4 separate regions of the Mus musculus genome follow, and all the other regions are linked to region 1. Evidence: chromatin loops called from intact Hi-C (ENCODE). Cell type or tissue: left cerebral cortex. All regions are shown on one strand. Each heading gives the region's core, and the rest is flanking DNA. Links, peaks and the distances in the headings are about the cores only. Region 1 has its middle 4.7 kb from the start of Ubtd2. Region 2 overlaps Stk10 (serine/threonine kinase 10). Region 3 overlaps Fbxw11 (F-box and WD-40 domain protein 11). Region 4 overlaps Fbxw11 (F-box and WD-40 domain protein 11).

The links. A loop is a pair of places that touch in the nucleus more often than their neighbours do. Peaks named below come from ENCODE experiments on the same cell type or tissue, not always from the same donor. Only the 100,000 strongest peaks of a DNase experiment are listed, where the experiment ranks them.
Region 2: it touches region 1 in a loop (6-fold over the local background); 29 of 42 quality-filtered maps call a loop at or near these places.
Region 3: a loop joins it to region 1, with 3 times the contacts of the local background. A loop is called at or near these places in 13 of 42 quality-filtered maps.
Region 4: a loop joins it to region 1, with 5 times the contacts of the local background. A loop is called at or near these places in 9 of 42 quality-filtered maps.

Annotation. Positions count from the first base shown.
Region 1 is chr11:32,446,828-32,454,427 of GRCm38, forward strand. No RefSeq gene overlaps it. Among named protein-coding and RNA genes, the nearest start is that of Ubtd2, 4.7 kb to the right of the region's middle. In left cerebral cortex, for the core only: a CTCF peak has its summit at 3,501 (motif pointing right); DNase peaks (open chromatin) are centred at 3,524, 4,663 and 5,067; H3K27ac peaks cover 543 bases.
Region 2 is chr11:32,585,026-32,592,625 of GRCm38, forward strand. Stk10 (serine/threonine kinase 10) reads left to right here. Exons shown (of 19, transcript NM_009288.2): 5 at 2,288-2,360; 6 at 3,731-3,925; 7 at 4,385-4,466. Among named protein-coding and RNA genes, the nearest start is that of Fbxw11, 54 kb to the right of the region's middle. In left cerebral cortex, for the core only: a CTCF peak has its summit at 3,547 (motif pointing left); DNase peaks (open chromatin) are centred at 2,464 and 3,561.
Region 3 is chr11:32,705,710-32,713,309 of GRCm38, forward strand. Fbxw11 (F-box and WD-40 domain protein 11) reads left to right here. Exons shown (of 13, transcript NM_001271347.1): 3 at 6,063-6,288. Among named protein-coding and RNA genes, the nearest start is that of Fbxw11, 67 kb to the left of the region's middle. In left cerebral cortex, for the core only: a CTCF peak has its summit at 4,082 (motif pointing left); a DNase peak (open chromatin) is centred at 4,069.
Region 4 is chr11:32,691,187-32,698,786 of GRCm38, forward strand. All of the region lies in intron 2 of Fbxw11 (F-box and WD-40 domain protein 11), which reads left to right. Among named protein-coding and RNA genes, the nearest start is that of Fbxw11, 52 kb to the left of the region's middle. In left cerebral cortex, for the core only: CTCF peaks have their summits at 2,680 (motif pointing left), 3,407 and 3,645; DNase peaks (open chromatin) are centred at 2,817, 3,376 and 3,628; H3K27ac peaks cover 1,152 bases.

The sequences.
Region 1 (7,600 bases), core at 1,610-5,609:
CACTATGTCTGGCTAAATTTTGGTTTTCAATTAGCTTAAAAAGTAGTAAACCTCTAGCTGCATATGTAGCAGAAGATGGCCTAGTCAGCCATCATTGGGAAGAGAGGCCCCTTGGTCTTGCAAACTTTATATGCCCCAGTACAGGGGAATGCCAGGGCCAAGAAGCGGGAGTGGGTGGGTAGGGAAGCAGGGTGGGGGAGGGTATAGGGAACTTTCGGGATAGCATTTGAAGTGTAAATAAAGAAAATAGCTAATAAAAAAATTAAAAAAAAAAAGAGAAACAAACAGAAAAATTCAAAGAATCAACAACAACAACAACAACAACAACAAGTAGTAAACCTGGGTGGTGATGCATGTCTTTAACCTCAGCACGTGGGAGGCAAAGGCAGGTAGATCTCTGTGAGTTCCAGGCCAGGTTGGTCTACAAAGTGAATTCTAGGACATCCAGTGCTATAGAAAGAAACCTATCTCAAGCCAGGTGTGGTGGCGCATGCCTTTAATCCCAGCACTCGGGAGGCAGAGGCAGGCGGATTTCTGAGTTCAAGGCCAGCCTGGTCTACCGAGTGAGTTCCAGGACAGCCAGGACTATACAGAGAAACCCTGTCTCAAAACAAACAAAAAAGAAAGAAAGAAACCTGTCTCAGAAAACAACAACAAAAAGTAGTACCCATCTCATTTCCTAATGACTTTTCTATACTAACCCTGATCCCCTCCCCCTTCCTCTCCTGTTTCTGTTCCTGTGTGTGTGTGTGTGTGTGTGTGTATACAATACAACTTTCTCAATTCTCATGCCAAGCTTAACTTTCTAAAAAAAATTACTTTATTTTACATGTATGGATGGTTTGCCTACATGTATGTTTGTGTACCATGGGCATACCTGGTGCCCACAGAGGTAGAAGGTGTTAGATTCCCTGGAACTGGAGTTACAGTTGTGAGTTACCATGAGGGTTCTGGGACCCAAACTTGCTCCACTGGAAGAGCAGCAATGGTCTTCACCTCTGAGCCATCTCTCCAGTCCCTAGCTTAACTATTCTTGTTTAATTGTGTTAATTTATATCTCGAGCATGATGCTAATATAGTAATGGAGTTGAGTGTGTCCTTGCTTTAATCCTGGTCTGTCATGTTTTTTGTTAAGACTCTGTTTTGGAGACTAATTTATGTTAAGGAATTGTCTTTCCATTTATCTCCTTTTTTGGGGTGTGTGTGTGGGAGTTGTTTGTTTTGAGACAGGGTTTCTTTGTGTAGCCCTGGCTGTCCTGGAACTCACTCTGTAGACCAGGCTGGCCTCGAACTCAGAAATCCACCTGCCCCTGCTTCCCAAGTGCTGGGACTAAAGGCGTGCACTACCACTGCCCTGTTCCATTTGTCTCCTTAAAGAGATTTGTTTGTTTGTTTGTGTGTTTGTTTGTTTGCATGGATATTTAATTTCTGTCAAGGCTAGTGATAAGCAAGATTTTCTTCTTTGATGTATAAATATATAGATGTCTACTAGACCACTCTCAAGTGCCTACTAGAGCCCTACAACTTAGTTATAATCTATCATTTTCTTGATGTGGTTTCTGGGTGTAATAATATTTTATTTCTGGTAAAATAATATTTTATTTTATTTGGGGTTTAAAGATGATATTATAAATGGTATTGGCCTAGAATGCTATCTTATTTTCTATACCATTTTTATTAGCTTGAGATGTTAAGTGTTTGCCAGGTTCATAAAAATAATTTGGTGTAAGACAGATCTGCATAGTTAGAACCTGTCTGGGGGAAAGAGGAGGATTTGGAAATGCCCTCGTTTGCTCTGTCCCAGGACCCTTTATATAGTAATCTTTCAGTGACTAGTTACAGCTCTCCTGTGAGTGTGGCACTGAGGTGTGTGGCACAGGAGTCTCTCAGTACTGATACTGTCTATTTGATACACTGAATGAAACATCACTCTTTTGAAATGGATTCAACTTTCCGTCTCTGGTGAGGTCAAGTCTTGTCAACTACATTTTCCTAAGACACTCATCTCATTATATCTTTTTCTTTCCAGGGTTTTTCTTTTATTATTTCAGCATGTTTTCATAAGTGTTGTACAGGCTGACAGTATTAGGGAATGAGACCTATGGGGAGGTAGTCTGCTCAGAGGGCTAAGGCTTCCTGGATGGCACTAGTGACCTTACAAAAAAGACCCATGGCCTGATGTGACGCCACACGCCCATAACCACTGTAACTGGGAGGCAGAAACAAGAGGATCCGAAAATCCAAGGCCAGCTTGGTCTATAGAGCATGTTCAAGGTGTCATCTGAGAACCAGAAATTGGTCCCACTCTACTCTGAATCCATAAAGGCTAGGAGTCTGTAAATTCCCCAGGTTTGAGGATTTTGTTACAGAATCCAAATGGACCAAGACAGAGTTGGTGTGTACAGTGACGTCAACTTTCTGGCTTCCTCAGCAGTAACAGCATCTTCCCTGGTCATTTCCTATTCTATGTATTTGTGCTTTATTCTTTCCCACCCACATATGCTTTTAAAATCGAATTATCTAGTAGACTATTTTGTGATATTCAAAGAACCACAGTTTTGTTTTATTTGAGCTGCTGGGTTCCCCCCACCCCCACCGGTTCTTTACTTTCTCTTTTTCCTTTGTTGTTTTGTTTGTACTTTCACTTTCTTTGTATCTTATGAATTCAACTAATTAAAATTTAATTCACTTTAATTTTTATTGCTGCATGTTTTAGGGCCATAAATTATACTTGGGTGTTGAAGTGTTCTTGGGCTAGCTCATGGATTTCAATACACAACAATGCTGTGGTTTCTGCACTTCTCTATACCCAGGAAATTGTGAGGAGTGAAGCTTTACATTTTTCTGGTTGAAAAATATACCAGCAGGGCTGGCCAGCCAGAAGAAAGATACCCAAGTGCCCACCTATGTCCCACTAGGTGGGTAAATGCGTGATAGAGAGATGGGGAAGATGGCGTATGAGATGGAGAAACAGGAGGGAGAGCAAAGCAGAGGGGTTTGTACACTGTGAAGAACATTTACCTCATTTATGAACTGCTGGGGTGTGTGAAGTGCTGGTCCTGCAGACCCAAAGCTGTAGGACCTTCATGGCACAGGGTATCCCAGGGGAGTCCTGGTGAGAATCCAGTATCGATAGTGCAGCAGAAAGCCAGAGGCCTCAAACCAGACCTATGACCCATTGCAAGGAAAGATGTGTGGACAAAAGGGTAAAACTGTGACACACCATCACACACTACAGCTTCCACCACAAGATTTTGCTGTTGTTGTTTTTTCTTTTTATTCTATCTTATTTTCTTTTGAGGGAGAGGTTGCAAGGGCAGATACAAAAAGACAGGGGGATGAGTGGGACTGGGGTCTATGATGTGAAACTCACAAAGAATCAATAAAAAATTAAAAAGAAACAAAGGAAGATCAACTATCAAATTGTTCTATCTCTGGTCTGAATTCACTTTTGATTGTCTGCTCTGTGGAAACAGACATGTTTAGCTTCAACAGTAGAGGGCACTATAGAGACACTGCAGGAGGCTGTCCCCTTTCGAGGTGCCTGGGTTTCTGCAGCAAGGGTGGCTTCTCTTGCTGCCAGGTTCCTAGATGTAGACAGCCCCTCCAGAGCCTGCCTCATGGCTGAGAGAGCTTCTCTGCTGAGCACCTCACAGGGTGGCTTCAGGGCTAGCTCAGCAGCAATGGCAGCTGCTAGGAGCTTAACCTATCCAGTTAGAGGCTGCTCCATATCCACAAGGCAGCTCTCCAGCCAGTCCCAAGGGTGGATTTCCATAACTTCCACTAGTGCAGCACACTAGGAACCTCTCTGCTCATCACCAGCCATGTTCTCTCCAAGATCTGGCTCTCCTTACGGGGGCCTCCTTCTCAAACTGGCTCAGACCTCCACAATGACAACAAACCTTTCTTTTGTTCTTTCTTTCTCTCTTTTGCTCCCTCTTTCTCTCTTTCTTTCTTTCTTTCTTTCTTTCTTTCTTTCTCTCTCTCTTTCTTTCTTTTCCTTCCTTCCTTCCTTCCTTCCTTCCTTCCTTCCTTCTTCCCTTTTTCCTTTTCTCCTCCTCCCTTTTCTCCTTCTCCTTTCTTTCTTTCCTTTCCTCTCTTTCTTTCTTCTTTTTTTCCAAGAAAGGGTTTCTCCCTGGCTGTCCTGGAACTTGCTCTTGAACTCACTCTTGTAGACCAGGTTAGCCTACAACTCAGAGATCTTACTGCCTCTGCCTTCTGAGCTCTGGGATTAAAGGAGTGCACCACCATGCCTGGCTCACAGTAACTGTCTTATTCTCTGCCATTCCTCTGTTATATGGAGGTCCTGTTTGTCTTCCATAAAGTCAAAATATTGCAGTAGAAGACAGGGAAGAGCTGAGCCAGAACAAATGGAGATTCAGCATTATGTTTTATGAGTAGAGGAAAGACGTTTGACCGCGGGAAACAACTGGGGTGGAGAAATGGCCTGTAATATGTGCATTTGGGACTTAGAGGAATGAAGGAATGAGGGTGAAGAGAGAAATGTCTCAAGCAAAGCACAGTCTGGTATGGAGGGCGAGGACTACATTTTGTTCTAGACAGAAAGTCCATCTGTGGACCATACTCCATTAGGAAATCTCTGCTGTGTGGGTTAAAGACAGTGGTTTCTGGGATCCACTCCAGACCAAGTGAATCAGAACCTCTGGGAAAGAAAGACTATCCCACGCTGCCCACCAGAGTGACTCCTTTCCAGTGCTTGCCACCATGGTACCTCATTCTTGGTCCCTTCTTCTCTGGTCCCTGTGCACTGTTGCTGGTTCTCCCTGGAAATGGCTGAGTAAAGACGTCAGTGGGGACCGCAACGCAGATGCCCCAAATACATAATGCAAAGACGACTAGAGTAAGTGAGATCTGCCACACTGCAACATACATGACCAAAATGCAAAGATTAACTGGCATTTCTATATATCTGCCATGAATGATCTGTAGAAGATGACAGATCCATCTACAGCAGCATGGCAAAGGAAATTTAGAAATGTGACAAAACCCAAGGCGTGGCACTGAAACCACCGCTACAGGAATGAATTTAAGGCACAAATGAGGGGGAAATAGCCACATTCAAACTGGCGTAACGCTGTCAAAATGGCAGTACTCGGGCACTCACCATTCACAGACTTAACACATTTCCCATTAAAATCCCAGCTGCTTTTTCCAGAAATGGGCAAGCTGATCCTAAAATTCATACAGAAATCCAAGGCGCCCAGAATAAACAAAACAAGCTTAGAAAAGAACAAGCCATGTGCAATAATAGCAAATATAAGTAGTTCCAGCTCCCCTGGAAGCTGGGGGCTGGGGTGGCCTGGGGGTGGGGCCAGGGATGGGGCTATGATGATTTGTGCCCAGGAATCTGAGGTTAGCCTGAGAAACATGAGACTGAAAGACCCGCATCTCAAGAGAGAGAGAGAGAGAGAGAGAGAGAGAGAGAGAGAAAAGGAACAAATCTAAAACTTACTGTAGAGCTACAGTAACAAAGTCCACCAAACTTGAATAATCATGGCATAAAGATCAATGACTTAAAACCTAGAGCTCAGGGCTGGTTGCGGGCTACAAGGGTAGATAGTGTCCAAAACAGCAACAATTGTGAGGCCAGGAAAAAAAATACCCTTCTAACACATATGGCTATGGATTAAATTTGTTTGTTTGTTTTTCGAGACAGGGTTTCTCTGTGTAGCCCTGGCTGTCCTGGAACTCACTCTGTAGACCAGGCTGGCCTCGAACTCAGAAATCCTCCTGAGTCTGCCTCCCGAGTGCTGGGGTTAAAGGCATATGCCACCACTGCCCAGTTGGATTTAATTTTTAAATTTTTATTACTTTGAAAAATCGTAGGGGAAGTGTATATTGTACATTGTTTCTGAAAGTTATTACAGAAGGTTATTAGGTGTGTGTGTGCTGTGTACATTGCTTGTGTGTGCACATGAAGGACAGAGGTTGACATTGGGTGTCTTTCCTCCATTGCTAATCACCTTTTTTTTTTTGGTCTCGGCATCAAGATTGGCCCCGACCGGCACTCACATGTACCCGCCCCACACAAAACTCAGTGGACAACCCTTAAGAAATGACATCCAAGGTTGTTTTCTAGCCTCCACAGACATTCACATACACATGAATAAACACACACACACACAGTTGGGCATAATGGTTCATGCCATTAATTCCAGCATTCAGCAGAAAAGAGGAAGGCAGATCTCTGTGAGGGTGAGGTCAAAGCTATATAGTGAGACCATCTCAAAGAAAAGGGAAAGGGAGAGTATATATAGCAATAATTTATCTACAGATAATCATATATATATATATATACATATATAATCATAGAGATATAAATGTATGAACATGTTTCTTAAGTGTTAGATTGGGCAAGCAATGAATTTAGATAGGTGAGGCTAGATATGGAGTAAACAGAGGAGTTAATACGGTGCCCCTACAGAACTTGGAGTATTACTTGTTGGCCCTGTTTTACCGGCAAGAAGAAACCTGGGCTCTACAAAAAGTTAAAGTCATACAGGGAATACAAGATGGAAGCCAGATTCCAACCCAGGAAGTTAATAGCAGATCTGGGGCTGAGTTACAGCTACATGACTCTGCTCCTGGGAACATGTGTCTCTGTTCTAAGATGCAGGCAGGATGGCGAGCAAGCACTGCTAAGAATCTTTCCACTAGATTGCTCTCTCTTGCTGGCGCCAGTGTACTGCTCAGCAGAAAGCCCTTAGCATTTGGGTGCCTACCATCTGTTTAATAGACATCGTACAAGTCTTGGTTGCTGCAATTTCTGGAGTGAAATTCAGGACAAAGCAATCTCTTTGCAAATTCTCAGACAGCCTCTCTCCTTCAGGGAAGAGATAAAGTGACTAGTATCTGACAACGTGAGCATTCAGCTGGGAAGGATCAGATAGACGGCTCTGTGACACGGCTGTTACCAAGCCCTTATGGAAAAGCAAGCTCTGAAAATCCGTAACAACATCTAACTGTATACTGCTTATTTTTTTCAGAGCTCAGGCCTACAGTGACGGTAAAGCTAATCCTTCAAGCATTAAGACAAAATAGTGGACTTCTATTTCAGAGCCATTTCTGTGTTTTCATATAAACCCAGAGCTTTGTTTGTTTAACCCAAATTTTTGCCTGCCTAGCAAATGAATACCAGGCCGCAAATTTTAATTTGGACTTTTTCTGAAAGCTAGACTCCCAGATGTGAAATAACCCCACTCAAATGGTAGGAACATTTTTAAAGCTGTTGATTGGCACTGCCAAACCTTTGCAAAAAGATTGAACCAATTTACACTCCCACCAGCAGTGCATGAGAATACATTTAAATGCAAATCCTAAGAAGCAGACTGTCTCTTTCTTAGGTATTTCACTTAAAAAAAATTTTTTTTTTAATGCTAAGCAAAAGCTGACCCAGGGTTTTATAAAAGGAAAGTCTGGCATAAAAGTGGAACAGCTTAGGCAAAAAAAAAAAAAAAAAAAAAGAAAAAAAAATGCTTTCAAAGACCCAAGCACCCAAGCAGGCCGATAAAAATGTTAAGGCGCCACAGCAAGGAGCACAACTCCAAAGGGGCCATTAACAGTTTGGCTTAGGTTGGGA
Region 2 (7,600 bases), core at 2,000-5,999, 140 kb after region 1:
ACTTCTGGAAGCTTCACCCCAAGGTCTCAACTAGTGTTTTCCCAGGAGACAGGAGACATGTCCTGCCCATGGTGAGTGTTTGTGGGAAAACAGACTCCCAGGTATCCAGGCTGACCTAGCTGGAAGCAAAACCTAATCCCCATTCTTACCAGGAGCCCTCGAGGGGCCACTCTCCCCCTGTGTCTGAATCTCACCCCTAGCAGCCCTGGTCCTGTACCTTTTCTCTGGTCAACACACACGCACGCACATGCACACACATGCACGTGTACCTGTGACCAGTCTTCACTCTGGGGCTTAGGGATCTGATTCATGGCCACTCCCAGGAGAGGCTTGCTCACCTCAGTCTCTTAAGGCCTCAGGTTCTCAGGGTAGGCCTGCCCTCGGGAGTAGCGAGGTGCTCCTGTTTGGAGTCTTCTGTATGGAGACTCATGCTGGCCTAAGCTGGGAGTGGAGTCATTTTGTAAATGTAAATTTGATCCTCAGGACAGCCCCGAACTGAGCTCTAAAGGACCAAGGGTCAGCATCCCTGTGTCACAGAGAGGAAGCCATCACTGGGTGTCACAGTGCTTGTGGCTCTCTGTCTAGTTTATTCCACCCTGGCCCCCCAACCGTCCTCTGTGTAGTTTCCTGTGCCTGGACAGACAGCTCCATGCTGTGACCTTCGATCGCTTGAAAAGCCCCCTAGACTTTTAGGGACCTCGATCCAGGACAAACTGGGGATTGTAGATTTAGTGATAACAAGGGTGTGAGGACTATCCACTTCTGCAGTGAGTGTGTGATTTTATAAATGTGGCTTGGAGTGGAATCAGCATGAGAGGTGGGAGAAGGGAGTGGCTCAGGAGAGGGAGTCGGGTCGTAGGGCTGGCTCCATGGGTAAAGGCACTTGCTGCCAAGCCTGGCCACCCGTGCTCCATTCCTGGAATTCACATAGTGGACAAAGAAAACTGACTCCCACAAGTTCTCCCCTGACCTCTCTATATGTGAACCCCTAGCACAGGCACCAGGTTGTAGTTTAGTAGTGAGTAAGCAGGAAAGGGGTGAACACCATATCGAATTATAAAAACAGAACCGGAAGCAATCAGGTGTGACCCACCAGACCCCAGCTTCTCACTTGCTTAGCTCAGCTTCGAGGTTCTGTGCTCAGGGACTGCGTGAAGAGCCACGCCTTCTTCAAGAGGGAAGGGGAAATGGGTCATGTGCATAGAGAAGGGTCTGTAGTGCATGTGAATAATTTATAAGTGCCCTACAGACTCCCCTGCAGGCAGCCTGCAGGGAGGCATTCCCTTTCTGTTGAGGTCTCCCTTTCCAACAACTACTTTACCTTGTGTCAAGTTGACGTGAGACTAGCCAGCACCTGGTAGCTCTGGATATGCCTTGGATGGGACTGGAATCTGATAAGGTGAAATTAGGAGCCACCAAAAAGAAAAGAAAAAGACAAAGCCAAGCGATTACAGATAATAACTTTAAAAAGGTTTGTTTGTGTATTTATTTATTTTTTTTTCCGAGACAGGGTTTCTCTGTGTAGCCCAGGGTTTCTCTGGCTGTCCTGGAACTCACTCTGTAGACCAGGCTGGCCACGAACTCAGAAATCCGCCTGTCTCTGCCTCCCAAGTGCTGGGATTAAAGGCGTGCGCCACCACTGCCTGGCACAAAGGTCTATTTTTTAAATGACAGTTATGTAATTCTGGTTGCCACTGTGTATTTGAACAGCACACTGATGAGTATTGCAGTTGTTTGTACTTAGTGTTATTTTGTAGATTCTTAATTGGATTTATAGATTACTGGGCCGGGCGCTGGAGAGATGGCTCAGCGGGTAAGAACACTGACTGCTCTTCCAGAGGTCCTGAGTTCAAATTCCAGCAACCACATGGTGGCTCACAACCATCTGTAATGAAATCTAATGCCGTCCTCTTGTGTGTCTGAAGACAGCTACAGTGTAGTTATATATAATAAATAAATAAATCTTTAAAAACAATGAAGTATATCTTAAAATAACTATTCTGTTTGTTGAATATCAACAGTTGAAAATATTAAAATCATGTTCTACAAAAAAAAATCTTTTAAAAAAAAGAGATTACTATATCAAATGAGCCTGGCCCTTTTTTTTTTTTTAAGACAGGGTCTCACAAACAAACAAACAAACAAAAAGTCCCCAAGCATGCTTGCCTCATCCCCGAGTCCCGAAATTGTGTTCCTGAGTCCACACCACACCAAGGACTTTACCCAAAGGGTGTGGGTGGGGAAGACTCCCTCGACCATGACTTTATCTTAGGGTTTTGTCTTGCAGCTGATTTTGGTGTGTCTGCCAAGAATCTGAAAACTCTGCAAAAGCGAGACTCCTTCATAGGGACACCTTACTGGTGAGTCGTGGGGCCTCTGGGGACATAGCAAGCCTAACACCCCGTGGTTAGTTGCCTCTGGGTGGATTGTGTGTGGGGCACGCGGTGCCAGTTCAGAGCCCTTAGTCAGCCGCTCAAACTGTGTGTGTCTAGCATCTGCTTCTCTTCTGGGTACTCCTGCGCCTAGCACAAGTGGCTTAGCTTCCCCACGCCCTCGTCTGTAAACTGGGGTTACAGTGGAAAGCACCCCACTAATAAACTAAACCGGATTCCTGAAAAGGTGCTTCAGCTCTTGGTTCGTCTAACACTTGTACTGAGTTTAGGGTGCTGGCTATGGGCGGGGTACATGAGAACAATGTAAATTCACTTCCTGTCCTCATGAGAAATCTCCCTGGGCCTCTCTTACGCCTGTTGTGTCTTGTCCTTTTTCAAAACTCTAACTTAAAATAAAAACCACCTATGAGAAGAGGGCTCTCTTGTAGAGGAAGACACCTGAAGTCTTGCTTTGGCCTCAGCCTGCAGATGTGTGGAGCTGGGCCCCACCTTCCCACACCTGCAGTGCATCCATTCAGGCTCAGGCATCCAATCTCCGGCTTATGCATCCAGGCTCAGGCTCAGACATCCAGGCTTAGGCTGCAGGAATCCAGGCTCAGGCTGCAGGCATCCAGGCTCAGGCTGCAGGCATCCAGGCTTAGGCATCCAGCCTCAGGCTGCAGGCATCCAGGCTCAGGCATCCAGCCTCAGGCATCCAGGCTGCAGGCATCCAGGCTCAGGTTGCAGGCATCCAGGCATCCAGGCTCAGGCTGCAGGAATCCAGCCTCAGGCTGCAGGAATCCAGCCTCAGGCATCCAGGCTGCAGGCATCCAGGCTCAGGCTGCAGGCATCCAGGCTGCAGGCATCCAGGTGGCACCCCAAGCCCAAGCTCTCACTCAGTTTCACACCTGATTACTTTGTGTTCTGTTTTTACAACTGGCCATGGTGTTCAGCCCCTTCCTTGCTTGCTTACTACTCTTAACTCTTTCTCTCCCACCCCTCCCGTTATTCCTTTCTCTTCTCTCCCATCCCCCTTTCTCTCTGTGATGTCCTGTTCTGTCTACCCCACTGTCCTACCTTGTTTGTTTTTTGCTGGAACCTTCGCCCCTCTGCCCTCACCCACCTGCCCCTTCCCCAGGACTCTGTTCTGGATGGCTGCTGCCACCTTGTGGCGGGCTCCAGGAACTGCAGCGGGCCGAGACCCTTGAGGAAGACAATAGGATGCCAGTAATTCAAATCATGGCTTCAAATACTGCCAAACCTCCAGTGTGGTGCTGGTGGTGTTCGAGACGCTGAAGCTACGAGCGGCATCCTCAGGGGCCCAATTCTTAGCCCTTATTGTTCCTTGGTTGGCTCAGGATGGCCCCTGAGGTGGTGCTGTGTGAAACCATGAAGGACGCCCCCTATGACTACAAGGCTGACATCTGGTCCTTGGGCATCACGCTGATCGAGATGGCGCAGATCGAGCCCCCACACCACGAGCTCAACCCCATGCGGGTCCTGCTCAAGATTGCCAAGTCGGACCCTCCTACCCTGCTTACACCCTCCAAGTGGTAAGGAGAGCTGTGTAATCCTGGAGGGTCGGAAGCCACTCCAGAGACGTGTGGTGCTGGGTCTGCGTGTGCACAGTGGACTCTAAAGTCGGGGATGGGGGGAACGGAGGAGAGGGCCACCTCCAGGCCTTTCTGAACTGCCCTCCTGAACTATACAAAACCTTAGACACGAGAGCAAGGCCAGTTAGCCAGGACGAGATCCCGTTATGTCCCGGAACATATTGAATAGGATCAGAGCCCAATCAGCCACATGGCCAGGCTGGGAATGGGGACTTAGGTTTAGATTCTGACACTGCCATGCTCATTCCCATCCTGCTTATGTTCCTTTTAGACGTCTGTGTCCTGGACAGTGGTGTGCATGATAAGAAGGCTGTCCCATGGACCCTGTCTCCACACACCCAGCCCTGGGCGTGCGGTGCCCGGGCTGTGGCTCACTCCTTACTTACGCCTGTCCTCCAGGTCTGTGGAGTTCCGAGACTTTCTGAAGATAGCCTTGGATAAGAACCCAGAAACCCGGCCCAGTGCTGCACAGCTGCTGCAGGTGAGGGAGATTCGTTGCATTGTTCCTCAGAGGCACCGGCAAGGTCAAGTTCTTAGCCGGCTGTGAGGTACGGTGCCCAATGTGAGGAATGCTCCATGTGTCCGGTGAACTCAGATGTGGTGGCTCACACCTCTAAGTCCAGCACCTGGGACAGACACAAGGTTTTGCATAGAGGCAAGAGGATCACTGCAAGTTTAAGGCCAGCCAGGAGCTTAGCAAGTTCCAGGCCAGCCAGAGCTGTTATGTAGAGAGACCCTTTCTCAAAAAGAAAAACAAAACAGAAGTGGATCCATCGCATGGGAGATTCTGACTTTCCTTCCACACTTCTGGTTCAAAATCAAATGTGTGGCCTTCCTCAAGGCCCACTTTCAGCATGGCGTGTTTGTTTGGGAGACGGAGCTGCTGTAAGGTGCAAAGGCCCCAAGCCTCTTGGGACCGGTTGCTTCCTGTAAATGGCACCTCCCGTGCCAGGGTATCCGGCCTGCCTGACATGGTCAGGGCAGAGACCAGCTGTCACCCGGAGCCTTGGCAGGAGCCAGGAATTCCACTTCCTAGCTGAAGCAGTGTCTGCCAGGGGATTCTCAGTGCGCAGTGGAAGAGCACAGGGCAGAGGGGGCGGGAGGAGGTCTGCCTCAGTTTACCCAGGTGCCCTCAAATGGGCTGGGGCTTCTCCAGTACCTCTTAAAATGTAGGGTGGGAGGGATACAGGGGTCTGCCAGACCTGAGGACAGTGGGCTCAAAGGGGAAGTCCTTGCCCAAGGTCATCTGGTTGGAATGGCAGCTTGGGGCACATCTTGGCTGTGGGCACCTCAGCCCTGTATCTGCTAATCCCTGTCCTTTTGTATCCTGTGTGGCCAAGCCACCGAAACTTACTAGAGCTGGTGGCTCAGTCATTCGTCTGCACAATTGTCCCTGGCCAGTGTCCTGCTGCAGTTGGTAACCTGGATCTGAAATTAGGGAGGGGTGTGAGGAGTTCCCTCTGTGCCTCCGTTTCTCCCTTGGTCGGGTAGGTAGCCAGGAAGTCTGTGTGTGGCGGACCCTGCTCACTAACAGTTCAGCGGCAGTTTTCATGGATTGGAGGTAGCAGGGAGCTCAGGATTGTCACTCATCATGCCGGGGCTAGCACCTTCTTTCTTGACAACTCCCACTCCCACCCTCACCCCTACCCCCACCCCCACAGCCAACGGCTCACTCCCTGTCTGCCGTGTTCACCTAGCACAATTGATGACTGTGGTGAGCTCTGGGCTCTCTGTTCCTTCTGTTTGCTGGAATGATCACAGCCAGCCTGTGGGGGCCCCTGGCTTCGTGCCTCAAGTTCAGTCCCTGAACTTGACCTGACCCCAGACCTTTGTCTCTGCATATCTCTGGATGCTCAGAGCCACTTGAGCCTCAGCCCCCTCCTCAGGTGCATTCTGCAATGGCTGCCCATCTCGTCCCTGGCAGCCTGGCACTCTCTCTCATTCTCCACCCCTCTCTCATCATGAGTACGATTCCCTCTGCCTTCAGAACAGGCCCAGAATGCACCACCTCCATGCGGCCACTCTCGGAGCTGCCTCGCCATTCACTCAGATAATGGCTACCTTACTGGTTCTGCCACTCCCCGAGTCAAACTCTGTAAACAGATTCCAGTCTTCCCTCTAAACAGAGCCCTCGTTAGCATGGCTAGTACTTGCCCTTCTTGCTGCAGAGACAACACCCAGTAAAAGGATCGTAGAGGAGGGATTCATTTCTGGCTCCTTGTTGTGGAGGATCTCAGTCCATCATGGTGGGCCAGGCTACTGGTCAGGTGTGTGGTGTTATTTTGAAAGCTGTGGAACCCTTAGGGGTACAGCATGGCTGGGATACTAGAGGCGTCCCTTGAAAGGGACACCCATTTATGGTGCCACTCTCTGACTCTAGCTGCCATGCAAACAGCTCCCTATGTGCTGCCACAGCCAAGACCAGAGGCGCCTCCAGCACAAGGTCACACAGCTGTCAGGGACAGCTCCTGTCCTCATTCTAGTGACTTGGCCACTCTGGAAGCTGCTTTTAATAAGTGGAGGAAAGGAAAAAAAAAGTCCAAAGCAGGGATGGAGAGATGGTTTAGTGGTTAAGAGCACTGGTCTCTTATCTAGAGGACGCAGGTTCAATTCCTGGCGCTCACAGGATAGCTCACAACTGTCTATAACCCCAGTCCCATAGGATCCATTGCCCTCTTCTGGCCTCTACAGCCACTGCATGTGCATAGTGCACACACAACACCTGTACTCGTAGAACAGAAATAAAGTTTTTTAAAATAATAATTAAGAAGAAAAAGGAACCGAGGAACGCAGAAACAAAGAGAAGGGGGCAGGCGGCAGGTGAGGAGAGCTTACTTTGATCTGAGCATCGCCCCTTAGTGGCTTCTCAGCACAAAGAGAGAAAATCAGCCTTGGAAAGGACATGTGTTTCATGACAGCAGAGATCCTGGCCGAAGAGAGGTGCCAGTTGGCACACTGCACACTGCCTCCTCCACACTGGCATCTTGGAGCCCTCAGCAGAGCTGGCTCTGAGCAGCCATCCCTCCTCCTGGAGGGGTAGACAATGAGGCAGCTCTGATCCACCCTTCTGCAGAGTCATGAATGCCTGGGGCAGCATAGGGAATGTTTGCCCGGTGTTTGGCCATTCTGGGAGGTTTCTGGGTCCAGCTCTCTGAGGGACCTCAGCATCTGAGTTGGGTGGAAAGCCTTCTCTACAGCCCCAACTAGAGGCGGTAGGTTGAGGCGGCAGTCCTCCCTGCCTAGTCCTTGTCTCTCAGAGCTTAAACACAAATCATGGCCCAGTCAGCCTTGGCAGGGCTGCTTACACACCAACTACCTGCCCTGGGCCCCTTGCAGGGAGCTGCCCTGCTTAACTGGGCCTCCGTGAACGGCTGTCCTCCCTCCTGTCTCTTCCCAGGGACCTTGAGCTCCATATAGGCAGAGCAGATGGCTCCCTTCAAGGGCTACTAATCTGATCAATATGCAGGATGCCTTGGCGAAACCTTGTACTCTGAGAACCCTGGCCTGCACTGCTGGTTTGTGCCACGTCTGCCTTAGCTGGTGCAGAGCAGTGTCCTGTGGTGTCCTGCTCAGGTCACCGTGTTACAGGTTTTAGACACTCTGGGCATCTTGGCT
Region 3 (7,600 bases), core at 2,341-6,340, 260 kb after region 1:
TATAAATAATGCCGTTGCTATTGTGGAACAGGTGAATTAAAACCTCTCACTGTGATGATGCTATTACTAGTGTAGTCTGCAGAACTCAGACATTCTTGCTTCTTTCTTGAGTGAAAAACATGACAATGCTTAGGTCACTGCCATACTCCGGCAGTAAGGAACCAAGATACTGTCCAGATTGCAGAGGGTTTAGCGTAGACTATAATACTGGCCTTATGAGTGTCACAAGGACTCTGGCTCTCTGCTTGCACTTGACTTCTCATCCTCTCCGTGCTCTCCTTGTGTGGCCAGGCCTGCTTCTGTCTCCTTGCCATTCTTTTTATTTAACTTTTTTATTGATTCTTTATGCATGTCACATCATGTACCACCAATCCCATTTGTCGTCCTTCATATCTTCCCGTTGCCCTTGCAACCTCCACCCAAAAGACAATAAACAAAACTCAAACCCAAACAAACCAAACAAAAAACCCCATCTTGTCATGGAAGCTGTAGTGTGTCACAGTGTCGCACAGTGTAGCCTTTTATGCATACATCTTTGCTTGCAAATGTTCATTGCAGTGAGTCATTGGTCTGGTTTAAGGCCTCTGGCTTCTTCTACACCATCAATACTGGAACCTCACCAGGACTTCTCTCAGATGTCCTGTTGTTGCCCCGCGTCATGGAGATCCAACAGCTTTGGAGCTACAGTACTGGCCCTTTCATGTGCTCCAGCAGATCATAGATGCAGTAGATCTGTGTTCACTTCTCCTGTCTTCTGCTTCAGGACTGCCCACTGCTGCCCTTGGTTTTGAGCACTAGGACATAGTGCTTGTTCCCCACACCCCCTTTCTCCTGTCCTCTGTCACTGGCCTTGACATTCTGGGACTTTTAAGATTTTATTAAGGAAGAATTTCCCTCCACAGCCATTCTGCTCTGCCCAGGACAGTGACGTTGTAAACATGTGCAAAGGAAACCTTGGAAGTAGTGTCCTCAAAGTAGGGAAGAAGGGCTTCTTTGATCTCACCACACCCTGTGGCCCACCATTTGATGAGTGATTTCATTTGCCTAAGGTCCCACAATGAGTGACCAAGTTAAGATTCCAGTGTCTCGGTTTGGTTCGCCTATTGTGTGTCATTGACATAGACAGCAGTGACTCATATTCAGTGCTGACTCGTGTCAACTGTTGCAGATTGTCCATTGCTCTGTTGGGAAGTACTCTGGGTTGAGTCCAAACATTTTAGAACTTAAAGGATAAAGGAAAAGTGGGCAGTTTGAGAAAGGTTATTCCTGAAGATGTAAACAGAGATCCCCTTGGAAATTTTTTTTCCTTTAGTTTTTCGAGACAGGGTATCTCTGTGCAGCCCTGGCTGTCCTGGAACTCACTCTGTAGACCAGGCAGGCCTAGAACTCTGCCTGCCTCTGCCTCCTGAGTGCTGGGATTAAAGAAAGGTGTGCCATCACTGCCTGGCTCCCTTGGTAATTTTAATAGAGCCGTAATGGACCTTCCAAAAACACTGCAGAGCAGATGTTGGAGTTTAAGTTTTGTGTTCCATCTTAAGAGTTCTGGGGCTGGGTGGTGGTGGCGGACACCTTTGATCCCATCGGGAGGCAGGGGCAGGCGGATTTCTGAGTTTGAGACCAGCCTGGTCTACAAAGTGAGTTCCAGGACAGCCAGGGATACACAGAGAAACCCTCTCTCCCCTACCTTCCCCCAACCACCCCCCCCCCAAAAAAAAGAGTTCTAGGTTTGGGATGGAACCTTAGAGCAGCCTGGCTGCCAGTGAGGTGTCTGTCGCTCCTTTCCGAGCACTGCCCACCCACTTCCCCTTCTCATTAAGGCTCCATTTAGCTGTTAGGTAGCAGCTTCAAAAAGGGAAAACCCAGTCATGTATAATCTCCAGTTAATGGGCATCTGTTGAGCCTCTAGGTTACCAAAGGGATAATTACACAGTACTTCTTTGTGTAGTAAACACAAAAAAGAAAAGAAAATGTGTTCCAAAGGCAAGTCAGACTGTTAGTGACCAACAGCATCCTCTTCTTGAGGGAGAAAATTGGGGCAGTCATCTACTCTTGCTGGGGGAGATGGCAAGGCAAGGCCATTCCCCAGATCAGCTATGGAGCAAGTGGGAGGGAGGCCTTGTCTCTTTAATTGCTGGTGGGTGGGATGCATTACTGAACAGCAGACGTTCTAGGAGACATTGTGTGCAACTATTGGGAACTTGTGAGTCTCTGAGTTTCTGCCACAAGCCATAGAACAGCAGTGATGATGAAGGTTACCCCACAAGCTTCATGCCCAGGCTCTGTAAGTGAAGACTGTATGCTTACTATTGATTTAGGAGGATAGCTTCCTGACCCAGCATGGTGTGTGTGAGCAACAAGCCAGAGTTCTTGGGTTTGTATCCCTAAACTCTAGTTTGGGATCTCAAAGTTTATGTCTTGTAGTCATTTAGGTTTTGCAGAACTTGGCATAATTCAAATAACTTGTTTTTCCCCCTTTAGAACACTTCAGTTATGGAAGATCAAAATGAAGATGAGTCCCCAAAGAAAAGTGCTCTTTGGCAGGTAGGCATGATAAGCTAGCAGATGACTGTAGATAAAGCTCTGCCTTTCCTTATGTCCTCACCGAGAGCAGAACCCAGCCTCTGTTTTGTATAGGGTTGCCAGATTCAGAAGCCACCCTGCTTGTCCACCGTTCCCTCTGGGGAGTATCCTTACTGCTAGTAAAGCACTTTGGAGTTTTCTGGAAGATTCCAAAAAGGCAGTATCCTGAAATACCAACTTCGTGGCCTAAGATAGACTGTGTGGAAATCCTCCATCACGGGGATGGTGGAGGCTTAGAGCCAAGTGTAGACTGCTGTTTTTCTCTGTCTGCAGCCCACCCTCCTCCCTGCTCTCCCTATGAGGGTCTGTCTCCTTTCAGATCAGTCTCCTTTCCTGGCTCTCTCACTTTCCTGCCCAATCTCCCCAGCTTTGTGGTGGGTGTCTGGGGAGCACACAGACCTTCATGGTTTAGTGTTTTCACTAAGCATGCTGGTGAGCATTTTTTTCCTTTGTGAGGACATGAGTAAAGGCACAGTATATATAAAGGAAAAAAAAGTGACCTGGGCACATTTGAAAACTATAAAGTAGGTTAGTTAGCTAGAATAGTGCACGCCCAGCAAGTGTAAGATGACGTGGACCAAGGTGAAATAATGGCAGCAAGGCTGCAGGGTTTGTCTGGGCCACGGGGTCTGGGATAGTAGCTGGAAATGCACTCCTAAGCACACAAGTGCCTGTTTGTCTTTTTGAACATTATGTATGTGTAAGAGGAACATGCGCGACCTTCTGCACCGCTTTGCTGTACTGCTCTTCACTGTGACCTTTAGTTTACTGTGGCTCCCAGCGCCTTAGCACCCAGGTTCCTTCATCTGTTCATCTCCTCATTGGTTGGTTACTCAGTGGAAACTAGATGGTAAATGAGAAAGTGGATGTGGGAATACTGTGATCTAGAAAGCGGGGCACAGGTGTAGGCTGTCACCATCATTCTGTTTAACCTGTTGTGACCGCAGAGGTTCTGGGGAATTGTCAGTAGGGGTGGAGTAAGAGAGGCCGAGCACATGGGGTCTTTGAGACTCCACAGTTGGCGTTGCCGTGTGCAGCCTCATTCTGTCCTGGTTATTGTGCTCACACCACCATAAAACCCTGCATATCTCGCCTTTGCTCCTTCCCATTATTTTCAAAGCTGTCAGTGGTTAGTCCAGCCTCACTGTATTTAAAGCTGGACCGCAACAGCTACACTGCAGTGTTGCTGTGCAGAAAGATAAGTTGTGATTTGCATTACCAATGCTTGTAATTAGACACTTATATTTTCCTGTTACAATGTTGTGATACTGTTATGCTTAAAATAGCATTGAGATCTCCTTTTATGTTTATCCTTTTATACTTGATATCTTATGTAAGATCCCCTTATATATCTCCCTTTATATTTGCTGATATTTATCATAGCAATGAGTTTTTACTTTGTCTTAAGTTCTTCTATTGAGGCAAGTAGATGAGGAGTCTTCCAACAAACAGAACTTTTAGAATGCCTGTTCAATGCTGCCCTCTGGTGGTAACAGAGGCCAATTAAATTATCCCTCATTCCGGGAATTGGGGATGACATGGAGATGTGGAAATGGATGGTTAATATAAATTAAGTAGAAGATGAGTGCTTTCTGACCTTGCTGTAAATGTAGAAATAAAAGCATACTTGAGATGTGAAACTGAAATTATTTTTGTCAAGGAAGGTCAGAAGTTTCCTTTGAAGTTTACAGAGGTTCTCGTGTGTGTGTGTGTGTGTGTGTGTGGTCTAGTTTAATATGAGAGCATACTATTAACAAGAGCTCTTCATTCCTTGTAAGATGTTGGGAACAAGTTTCTAATGGAAGTAATGGACATTTGTAATTCACCTCTTCAGGTCTGAAAATCCTCTAGGGTCTTACTTTCTGTTAGTGTATGCACATAGGCTATCAGAGGACAGATGGCTTGGCAGTGGTATGACAAAACACTGATGTGGCTAGGTGATGGCACACACCTTTAATTCCAACACTCAGGAGGCAGAGGCAGGTGTATCTCTGACCAGCCTGGTCTACAGAGTGAGCTCCAGGACAGCCAGGGCCAGACACCTCGTCTCGAAAAACCAAACCAAACCAAAGACCTGATGTGGCTTTTAAATAGCATTATAGTGGTTGTGGCTTTGAATCTAGGGATGTAGACTGTTATTGTTATGGTGATGGGGGAGTATATGGGTACATGGTTGTGAGTATGCAGATATGTCTGGACATTGTCTTCTGTTGTTTGGCCAGCAGTTACTAACCATCTGAAGTAATATGGAAGGGTCAAAACTATTAGGAGAATAGCCGGGCGTGGTGGCACACGCCTTTAATCCCAGCACTTGGGAAGCAGAGGCAGGCAGATCTCTGAGTTCGAGGCCAGCCTGGTCTACAAAGTGAGTTCCAGGACAGCCAGGGCTACACAGAGAAACCCTGTCTCGAAAAACAAAACAAAACAAAACAAAAAACTATTAGGAGAAAATGAAGCTTTATAGATGGATTTACTTTTAGGCTTCTCCTCTATTTAGATGGGGGGGAGGGGGTGTCTCAGTATGATCCCTTAAAATGCAGTCTGGTCTAGCAGACTCAGCAGCACTTGGAAACTTAAAATACAGATTCTGAGGCTCTCATCCAGACAGATGGAGCTCGAATCTGTGTTACCAGGCACTCAGCTACTCCAGCGCTTGCTCAGGTGTGTGAACCAACCCTGCTCTGGTTTTGATTGCTCTTGGTGCCTATGGTCAGCTGCAGTCTAAACACACTAAATGAAAAATTTCACAAGTGTAGGTAGGGAGAACATATGTACATATTGTACTATATTGTTTTAAGTATTTTGTTATTGTCAATATTTTTGCTATGCATAATTTATAAGCCCTGCTTTATCATTGGTATGTATGTATGTATGTATGTATATATGTATGTAAAGGCAGAAATATGTATGTAGTGTTTGGGTCCATGGTTTCAGGCCTGATGTCTTGGAAATATCTTTTTTTTTTCCTCCTTTTTTCTTTTCTTTTTTTTTTTTTTATTAGATATTTTCTTTATTTACATTTCAAATGCTATCCCGAAAGTTCCCTATACCCTACCTCCGGAAATATCTTGAATATAAGAGAGACATTAACTTTTAATTTTGAGGACGTGGAGACAGATTACTACTAGCCAACTAGATGCTGGCTTATCAAATTGGGCATTTAGTGCCTCTAAGATGATCATCTCCAAATGAGTTTTCTAATGCTGGAGAGGTGGTATGGTACGCAATGGGGAATAGTGAGCTAAGGCACCGGTCATCTTTACAAACAGCTGCAACTTCAGTAATTACTATGGTTGTTAATTTGAGGCTATGGGCCCTCAATGCATTTTAATTGTGTGATAAATGGATGAACAAAAGAGCTTAATTTGACTTAGGTTCAAATTGGTATTTTGAGGCTAAATCCATAGGACAAAAGAAATTTCTAATGAAATTGATTACATGCCTTTCTAGCTAATTATTGTTTCTTTGTTTTTCCAAAACAGATCAGTAATGGAACGTCATCTGTGATTGTCTCCAGAAAGAGGCCGTCAGAGGGGAACTACCAGAAAGAAAAGGACTTGTGCATTAAGTACTTTGACCAGTGGTCTGAATCAGATCAGGTGGAATTTGTGGAGCATCTTATCTCACGGATGTGTCATTATCAGCATGGACATATTAACTCTTACCTGAAGCCCATGTTGCAGCGGGACTTTATCACTGCTTTACCAGGTAGGTAACTGCACTTCTCACGGTTGATGGGCAGTGTGTGGTGCCTAGCCCTCAGTGCTGGCAGTGCCAAGTGTGCTCTGTGAAGTGAATGGCAGAATGAGTGTGTACACTGTGAGTTGCCATTTCTGGACAGCCACTGTATTTGTAGTTAGATTTTAATCCTTCCTCAAGTGCCATGTAGTAAGATAGAGTAGATGAATTTTTAGGAAACAAAGGCCACTTTTGTGATTGATCTTGCTGCGTATTAGTCAATGCTGTTGCTTTATTTAGTTGCTTTTCTGTTTTTAAAGATACACTATTTAATTTTGGTATGTAGACAATCTGTATTTTACATGTAATTTTAAGAATGTATGGAGCGAGGCATGGCAACTCATGCCTGTTCTCCCAAAACTTGTTAGGTTAAAATGGGGGGATTATTTTGAGGCCAGCCAGAGGACATACAAAATACATGTGCACACATGTGCGCACGCGCGCACACACACACACGTCTACTTTTCCTTAAGTCTGAATCTTGGCAAGCCTCAAAGAGTTGAGATTGTCCCCTTGTCTGAAGTGATACTTAGGCAATGGCCAAGAAACCGAGGAAACTGGTAATGTGTCTTTGTTAATGTTTTTTTTTTTCCTTTCTTTTTTTGTTTCAATTTATTTATTTTACGTATGAGTGTCTGCATGTATATCTGTGTGCCCATGGAGGTCACAAGAGTGTTGGGTACTCTGGAACTGGAATTAGAGGTGGCTATGAGCCGCTGTGGCTGGGAATCAACCTGGGTCCTTTTCAAGAGCAGCAAGTGCTCTTAACCTCTAGGCCATCTCTCCAGCCTGTTAACGTTTGTTGACACTGCTTTGTCTACTCCTTAGTGAAGCCCCTCCATCCTCTCTCATGCATGTGCACTTATGGGTAGTTTTCTGATTAAGTGTTACTTGTATTTATGACAGTTTTAGTCCTGAGCAAAGTCTTTAAGAAAAAAAAAGTACAGAGAACTCTTATGCTCCTACCTGTGCCCATGCCTCCCACAGCACAGCATCTGTACTGTCATTGTCCTGCTGCATTTGTGTTCATGGGGGAACCTATTGATAAACCATCATCCCCTGACTCCATAGTAGACATTAACCTGTTGTGGTACGATTAGACTGTGTGACATGCAAACCTGCACCCATCACTCTCATGGAAGGTCTTTACTTTGTCTTCAGTTTGGTTGGTAAGATGTAGAGCTCTGACTTGTGAAGAGAATGTTGGTTCTGTAGCGCTTACTGCCGCCATGCCATGCCAGTACAGGTCTAGGAGCCTCCCATGATGGGTCAGTACTACTGC
Region 4 (7,600 bases), core at 1,151-5,150, 240 kb after region 1:
CAAGAGACATTTTCTTCAGTTAGCCACTGGTAAGTGTCCATGTATATGTAGGCAGCCCTAATCAATCTTAGTGGGTGCCAAAAACCAAATGAAAGAAAAAGATGTGATGGGGCCGGGAACTAGTTGAGATGAGGAGGACAGTGGGGCAAGGAAGGACTCAGGTGGGTTGAAGTGTGAGTGTTCACATGTATGGTTATTCTGTGGAAACCCCAAGTTTAGGTTGGGTGTTTCTCAACTTTATTGAGACAGTGTCTCTTGTGAATCTGATGTTTCCTGGTTCTGACTAGTCTCGTTAGCTATCTTGCTCAGGGATTTTCTGTCTTTGCTTCCCAGATGCTGGGATTGCAGTGGTTTTTACATGGGTCCCAGGAAAGCACTTCATGTCATGAACTAGCTCCCTAGTCCCAGGTTTTAATTTTTTAGAAACAAAAATAATTTTTTCCATTATCAGTAATAAAAAGAAAAAAGCTTAAGGCTGGGGATGTAGTGCTAGCTTGCAAATCATGTGCAAGGCCTGACTTCAACCCCAGCATTGCAAAAATAAACAAGTAAATAAATTAAAATGAATAAGTAAGTAGATAAACCCGATTCTCTTTAAACTGAAAGGGGGAAGGTGTTTGTTTCAGATATTTCATCATATCCATTCTTAGCTGTATGGTCACATAGTCTGAAGTGCTGGATATTAATGTGAGCAAGCCATTGCAAGGTTTCTGTTTCTCCATTTGAGCTGTTTCTAGCTTATAGAAAAGTTGGTACCAAAAAAAAAAAAAGTTTCCAAAAGCTTGAAAGAAAAGCTGGCTGTCTTGGTGCAGGAAGAGTGTCCCAGGTGTCTGGTGGGACTTAGCAGTGAGTTAACACTTACACATTGCTGACATCAGTCCTCAGGCCCTACCTAAGTGTCACTAAAGTGCTTCACAATGTCCTCTGTGGCAGGCCATGCATTAAGGAATGGTGTGCTGACTTCAGTTGTACCTCTTTCTGTCTGGGAGTTTTTCTGTCTTTGCTGGATCTTGGTAACCCTGCCAGTTGTGTGAGTTAGGTGGTGTTGTTTCACTCAGTGTAGGTTTCCATGTGCATCTGTGGGAGAATCAGCACAAGGGTTTGCTCTGTGTTCATAGCACCTTCTAGGCCAAGTGTGATTTTGATTTGTCTTCTGAACAGTTACTGCTTGTTTAAGTAGAGCCAGCAGGCGTCCTTCATAATAAAGTTCTTTATCCCTTTGTAACTCTGTGGTCTGTAGAGAGATCCTTTGAGCCGATGCAAGTGTGTGTCTCCCTGGTACTTCATTTTCATCTACTGTGTCAGTAGTTGGCTTTCCTGTTTTATTTACTCTGTAGGCTGTAGTCTGTTAGTAGCTATTTTGATGGTCAGGTTGCTCAGTTTGCCTAGTGGGTGCTCCAGGTCAGCTCATGTATCTGTTGGATGCGCCTTTGCCATTGTTTTTTAAGTGCTTTGTATATTCATGTTCCAGGCTCTTGGGTTTTCCTGTTTTCAGGTACAAGTGTGAGTGCTTAGTGTTGCTGGGATGTCATTACTTCTGGACCCAGCCAGTATGCTCTGAGATGTCATTTGCCTCTCTCTGAAACCTCTACCTTCTATGGATGGAAGCCCCCGTGAGTTCAAACCCTTAGTTCCAATGGTGTCCCATTCCTCCACTTAGCCTTCAGTGAGGTCTTCCTGCCTCAGCCTCCAAGTGGGGAACTACTGCTATGGTTACCTTATTAGCTGTACAGTTGTTTGAGTAGTATTTTCCAAATGTAAGGACTGAGTTTTAGCATACAGTTTTTTTTCCTCTATAGAATATTTGTGGTAATAACCCAGTAGGAAAAAATTGTTGCCTTAATTTACATCTTTTTTAGGGAACGGAATTTTTTTGTCTCATTTTTTTAAGAGCCTGGAACATGAATATGCAAAGCACTTAAAACAAGGAAGGACAAAGGCACATCAAACAGATACATGAGCTGACCCTGGAGTACCCACTAGGCAAACTGAGCAATAAATCCCAGTAATCAAGATGCAAAGGCAGGCAGATTTCAGGTCTGTAGAATGAGTTTCAGGACACCCAGGTCCATACAGAGAAACATGCCTTGAAAAACCAAAAATATTTTAAAAATACAAACATACGTATATATTTATTATTGCATTTATATATTTATATCTAATATTAATTAATTTATCTTAATATTAATGTTTATCAATTAATATTAAGCCAGGCATAGTGGTATATGCTTTACTCTCAGCACTTGAGAAGCAAAGACAGTAGGGTCTTTTTGAGTTTGAGGCCATCCTGGTTTATGTAGTGAGTTCTAGGGCAGCCAGGGAAAACAACAAAACAACAAAGTTTTTGAGTGGAAGTACTGAGGATTGGTCCCAGGGCTTCTTGCTTGCCAGGCAGGTGCTATAGTGCTGATCTGTGTCTATTGCCTCCAGTTTGTCTACAGTGTTCTTAGAACTCATGGTAGCCCAGGCTGCTCTCAGACCCGTGGCAGTCTTCTATGTTAGCTTCAGTACAAGATACCACATCCAGCTAGGCAACCCTTAGTATATCGGTAACGTGTTTGTTTATTGAGATGGGGTTTCCCTGTGGTATCTTAGAACTCACTCTGTAGTCTGGGGTGGTCTTGGACTCAGAGATCCACCTGCCTCTCTTTGCCTCCCTCTGCTGGTATCAAAGAGATTCGTCACCTCACAGTTTATAATTCCCTTTCTAATACTGAGAAGTATGACTCAGAGTCAAAGCAATAAATACACCACAAAGCAATAAATACACCACGGCTAGAGACTAAGAAACACAGAGAGCCCTGGAATGAAACTATCTGGGGATACAGCTCAGCTGCAGAACGCTTGCCTAGCGTGCATGCAGTAAGGGACTGGATTCAGTCCCAGCCACTAGGGTGGAGAAAAAGAATCCTGAGAATATTCTCCTCACACATGCTCTGGGCAAGGCAGCTCAGGGGACAAAATAAAGCATAACTGAGTGGGGTGGGCGGGCCTGGGATGGAGGCATCAAACTTTATACGGCCTACTAAAGAGATTTAAAGTAACCTGCTTTTCAAATGTGCATACGAGTGACAAAAGCTAACCATATGCTAAATCACAAATAGAGACGCAGCATAGACAAGAAGACTAGAAAATAGTAGTTTGTGATTTAAAACATCCTAAAGCCAGGAATAATTCCTATAAAGTTAATTCTTCAAAAACAATGCTACAGAGCCACACAGCAGCCTGGCATTCAGGAACTGCGAGTGTCTGTGGACTGGCTCTCTGGGGACTGATCTGGGGTTTGAGGCCTGCAGAGGCTGAAAGCATACACGGCTGCCTTAGTGCTCCTCAGAGAGCTTCCCTTCCCAAGAACCAGGACAGATTTCTTTTCCACGTGAGCTAGAGAACCTACTTGTCTTACCCCATAAAAAGGCTTTTGTGTGTGTTATTTTTGGAGGTGTCTGACCTATGCATGTTTTCCAACAGCAAGACCCAGTATAAAGTTTGATGCCTCCGTCCCAGGCCCGCCCACCCCACTCAGTTATGCTTTATTTTGTCCCCTGAGCTGCCTTGCCCAGAGCATGTGTGAGGAGAATATTCTCAGGATTCTTTTTCTCCACCCTAGTGGCTGGGACTGAATCCAGTCCCTTACTGCATGCACGCTAGGCGATCGTTCTGCAGCTGAGCTGTATCCCCAGATAGTTTCATTCCAGGGCTCTCTGTGTTTCTTAGTCTCTAGCCGTGGTGTATTGCTTTCACTTGGAGGTTTTTTCTTGGGGCAGGGAGATCTTCTTAAAGTTAGAAAGGTTTATTTCTATTTATTTACAATATTTTTTGGTTTATTTTATTTTATTTTTTGTTTGTTTTTTTTTTTTTTTTTTGAGACAAGGTCTCTCAGCTGGGTAGTTGTGGTACACACCTTTAATCCCAGCACTCTGGAGGCAGAGGCAGACAATCTTTGTGAGTTCAAGGCTAGTCTGGTCTCCAAAGTGTGTTTTAGGATGGTCAGGGCTATACAGAGAAAGACTGTCTTGGGAAAAACAAAAAAACCAAAAAAAAAAAAGGGGGGGGGGAAGGAGGGAGAAAGGGACAGAGACTTTGTGTAGTCTCCTACTGCATTAGCTAGAACTTGCTGTGTAGACAGCTTGCCTTAGAGTTTGCAGAGATCTGCCTGCTTCTTCCTTCTGAGTGCTGGGATGAAAGGTGTGTGTCACCACAGCCCCGGCCTCTGTAAAATTCTTGGATGTTAGGTGATTGATTGGTTCTGTGTCTGTGATAGCTGTGGGAGCTCCTCAGCTCTCTTCTTCCATCACATGGTCCCAGGCATTGATCTCAGGCCCTCAGGCTTGTGGGGAAGCACCTTTCCCTGTGCTGTCTGTCTGTCTCTGTCTCTCTGTCTCTCTTTCTCTCTCTCTGATTTCTGACTTTTGGGGTAACACCTTATTAACAAGTTTCCTTATTTATTTGAATTAATTTTGGGAAATTTGAGAGGCTCGTATCTAGAGTCATTTGTCTGTCTGGTTGTTCTAGCACCATTTGTTGAAAAGGCGTTGTTCCTTGCCAAGATTAAGATGCGCTGGCCTTAAGAATGTGGTCCATATCCTGCTGTAAGCATCGTTACAGGATGGTTTTAACTTTTTCAGCTTTTTAAAAAAATGTATTTTTATAGTGAATGGATGTTTGCCTGTGTGTATGTCTGTGTGTGTGCCTGGTGCCCTTGGAAGCCAGACCAGGGCCGCAGAAGCCCCAGGGTCTGATTGTCTCAGGAACCCAACTTTGTTCCTGTTTTTCACTTTGTTGTTTGTTTAATCCCATTTGTGGTCTTATGAGGGATTCATAGACGTTTTAGGATGGATTTTTCTTTATTCCAAAAGCACTTGAGATTCTAACAGACATTGCCTGACTCTTTGGTAATACTGACTGCTTAAGTCTTGTGTTCTCTGGACACAGGTTATCTAGATGTTTGTGTCTTTAATTTCTTTTAGCAACATCATCTGTTAGTTAAAATTAATGATGATTACAGATATTTGTGAGCCACTATGTGTGTGCTGGGAACTGAATGAACTCAGTTCTCTGGAAGAGCAGACAGTACTTTTAATTACAAGCCATCTCACCAGCAACCCCTCCCCCCTTTTCGGGCTTTTTTTTGAGTCATGGCATCTGTGAACAGAAGTTTGACTTTCCTCCCATCCTGTTGAAAGGATTGATAGTTCTGAGTTTAGCAGAAAAGTTGACTTTTCCCAGTAAGTGTGGTGTTAGCCATAGGGGTTTTGAAGATGCTCTTTATTAAGTTGAGGAATTTCTCCTTAACAGTGCCTTTCATATTTGTTTTGTCCTTAAGAATTGCCTTCCAAAGGTTGGCTTTTCCCGTGCACTCTTTTCCTGTGTTAGTTGTCCTGCCTCTGACAGCAGACTTGGTGATTCCAATGTCTGTTCTGGCTACTGCTTGGAGAGGCACAAGGCAGTGCCAGGCTTTGTTTACCTTTCTGCTGTGTCTATGCCTTCAGGTTTGCTGAGCGCCTGACTGCCCAAGTGACCCAGTCTGCCCTTTGACCTCATGCCTTGTGTCCTGCAGCTTTGCTATACATGTATTACTTGTACTTTCTTATGTGTGCTTTCTTTTCCTTTTTACACAAGTATGCTACCATCAATATTTTTGACTTTTTTTTTTTTTTTTTTTTTTTGCTTTACTGTAACTGGCTATGACTAGTAAAATTTGTTTTGGTACATGAATGAATATTCTGGCTTTGTTCTTGACAGTAGGGGGGACTATTTTATCCTGAAACATACAGTATGGTGTTAGGTAGGTTTTTATTTTTTTACTTTTTTTTTTTTTTTTTTTTTTTAAATTGGGACAGGGTTTGATTACCCCTGGCTGGCCTGGAACCCACTCTGTAGACCAGGTAGGACTTGTTCACAGAGACCCGCCTGCTTCTGTCTCCAAGGTGCTGGGATCAGCTTTCCTTCATTATTCCTTACAGACATCAGTTGAAGCACAGCTTCCCAAGCATCTTCTGGGGTCTGGGGAATCAGGTCGGAGGGGCTCCTACCTAAGTGTTACCTGACAGTTGTTAATAGTGAGTGAGTGGGCTTCGACTGTTAACTGTCTGAGTGTGTCTGCTCAGGGCTTCGACTGTTAACTGTCTGAGTGTGTCTGCTCAGGGCTTCGACTGTTAACTGTCTGAGTGTGCCTGCTCAGGGCTTCGACTGTTAACTGGCTTTCAGTTCAAAACTCTTTGAACCCAGCTTTTTTCCTGTGTGTGTGTGTGTGTGTGTGTGTGTTTTTTTTTTTTCCCAGTTTTGTTTTGTTTTTAAATCCCATTTGTGGTCTTTCGAGGGATTCATGAAAATTTTAAGATGGATTTTTCTTTCTTCCAAAAGCACTTGAGATTCTGATAGACACTGTCTTATGTTTTTGACTCTGTGGTAATACTGACTGCTTAAGTCTTGTGATCCCTGGACACAGGGTATCTAGATGTTTGTGTCTTAAATTTCTTTTAGCAACCTTGTCTGTCTGTCAGTTAAAATTAATGTGTATATAGTCTGATTTTTTTTTTCTTTTTATCATTTTCTTTCTTATTCTTTGCATCTCTTCCTTCCTTCATTCTTTAGATTCAAGTGTTTTCATTTGGTGTCATTTCCCTTTTTGAGGAATTTTAGGGCTTCACGGCTGTTCCTGAGAGTTAAAGAGCTGTGTCAGAGGAAGTGCCCATCTCTGTTCACAGGGCAGGAAGTGACTGTCGGATAAAGGGACTTGAATGTGAAGTCTGTTCTTAGAAAAATATTTGATAACTTTAGAGACAGTCAAAGTCAGTTTGGTCATCCATTATGAAACTCAGGTTCGCAAGCATCTTCTGCATTTCTGGGAACCCAAATCAGAGGCAATTGTAGGTGCAAAAGTTTATTCTCCTGTTAAACTTAGTAGACCTAAAAACAATGTCTTTACTTCCTGTTGATCTTACAATTTATGGGATGAAATAAACTGCAGCCACTAAAACAAAAATGAATGTACATAGAGACACATGGAATAAGCAATTTCTAAAGAGCATGTCTTAAACAATTTTCATGTGTGTACAAAGGTACTTCGTGGTTATTGCACCAAGTCAATGGCAGTAGTTTTATCTCCAGGAGGCAGTATTTTGATTGGTTCCTTAAAAAAATATTTATGTATGTGTTTATAATGCCCGTGTATATATTTTATCTGTTTGTAATTGAGTTGTCTTTTTGTTAAGTAAGATCTGCTGTGTGTGCTTGTCCTGTGCAGTGCAGGGTGAAGCATTAGCACAGACACTCCTAGGGGGCTTTCATGCTCACCAGGAGCAAACGATGCTTTCTGCACACTTAATAATGCTTTCAGGGGCCGAGGTAGGCGGTTGGTTCACTCAGTTACTGCACAAGCGTGAGGTCTCCAGCGCCCGTGTGAAAGCCAGGTGCAGAGGTGCACTTCTGTAGCTGCAGCACAGGGGGGCAGAGACAGGAGGATCATGGGAGCACACGAGCCAGCCAACCTCACTGCACCCCAGGGAGGGTCAAAGAAGACACCTGCCATTGACCTCTGGTCTCCACATACGCACACACATACTCATAATGCTTTTAGTGACCAGAATGACTTAATTGT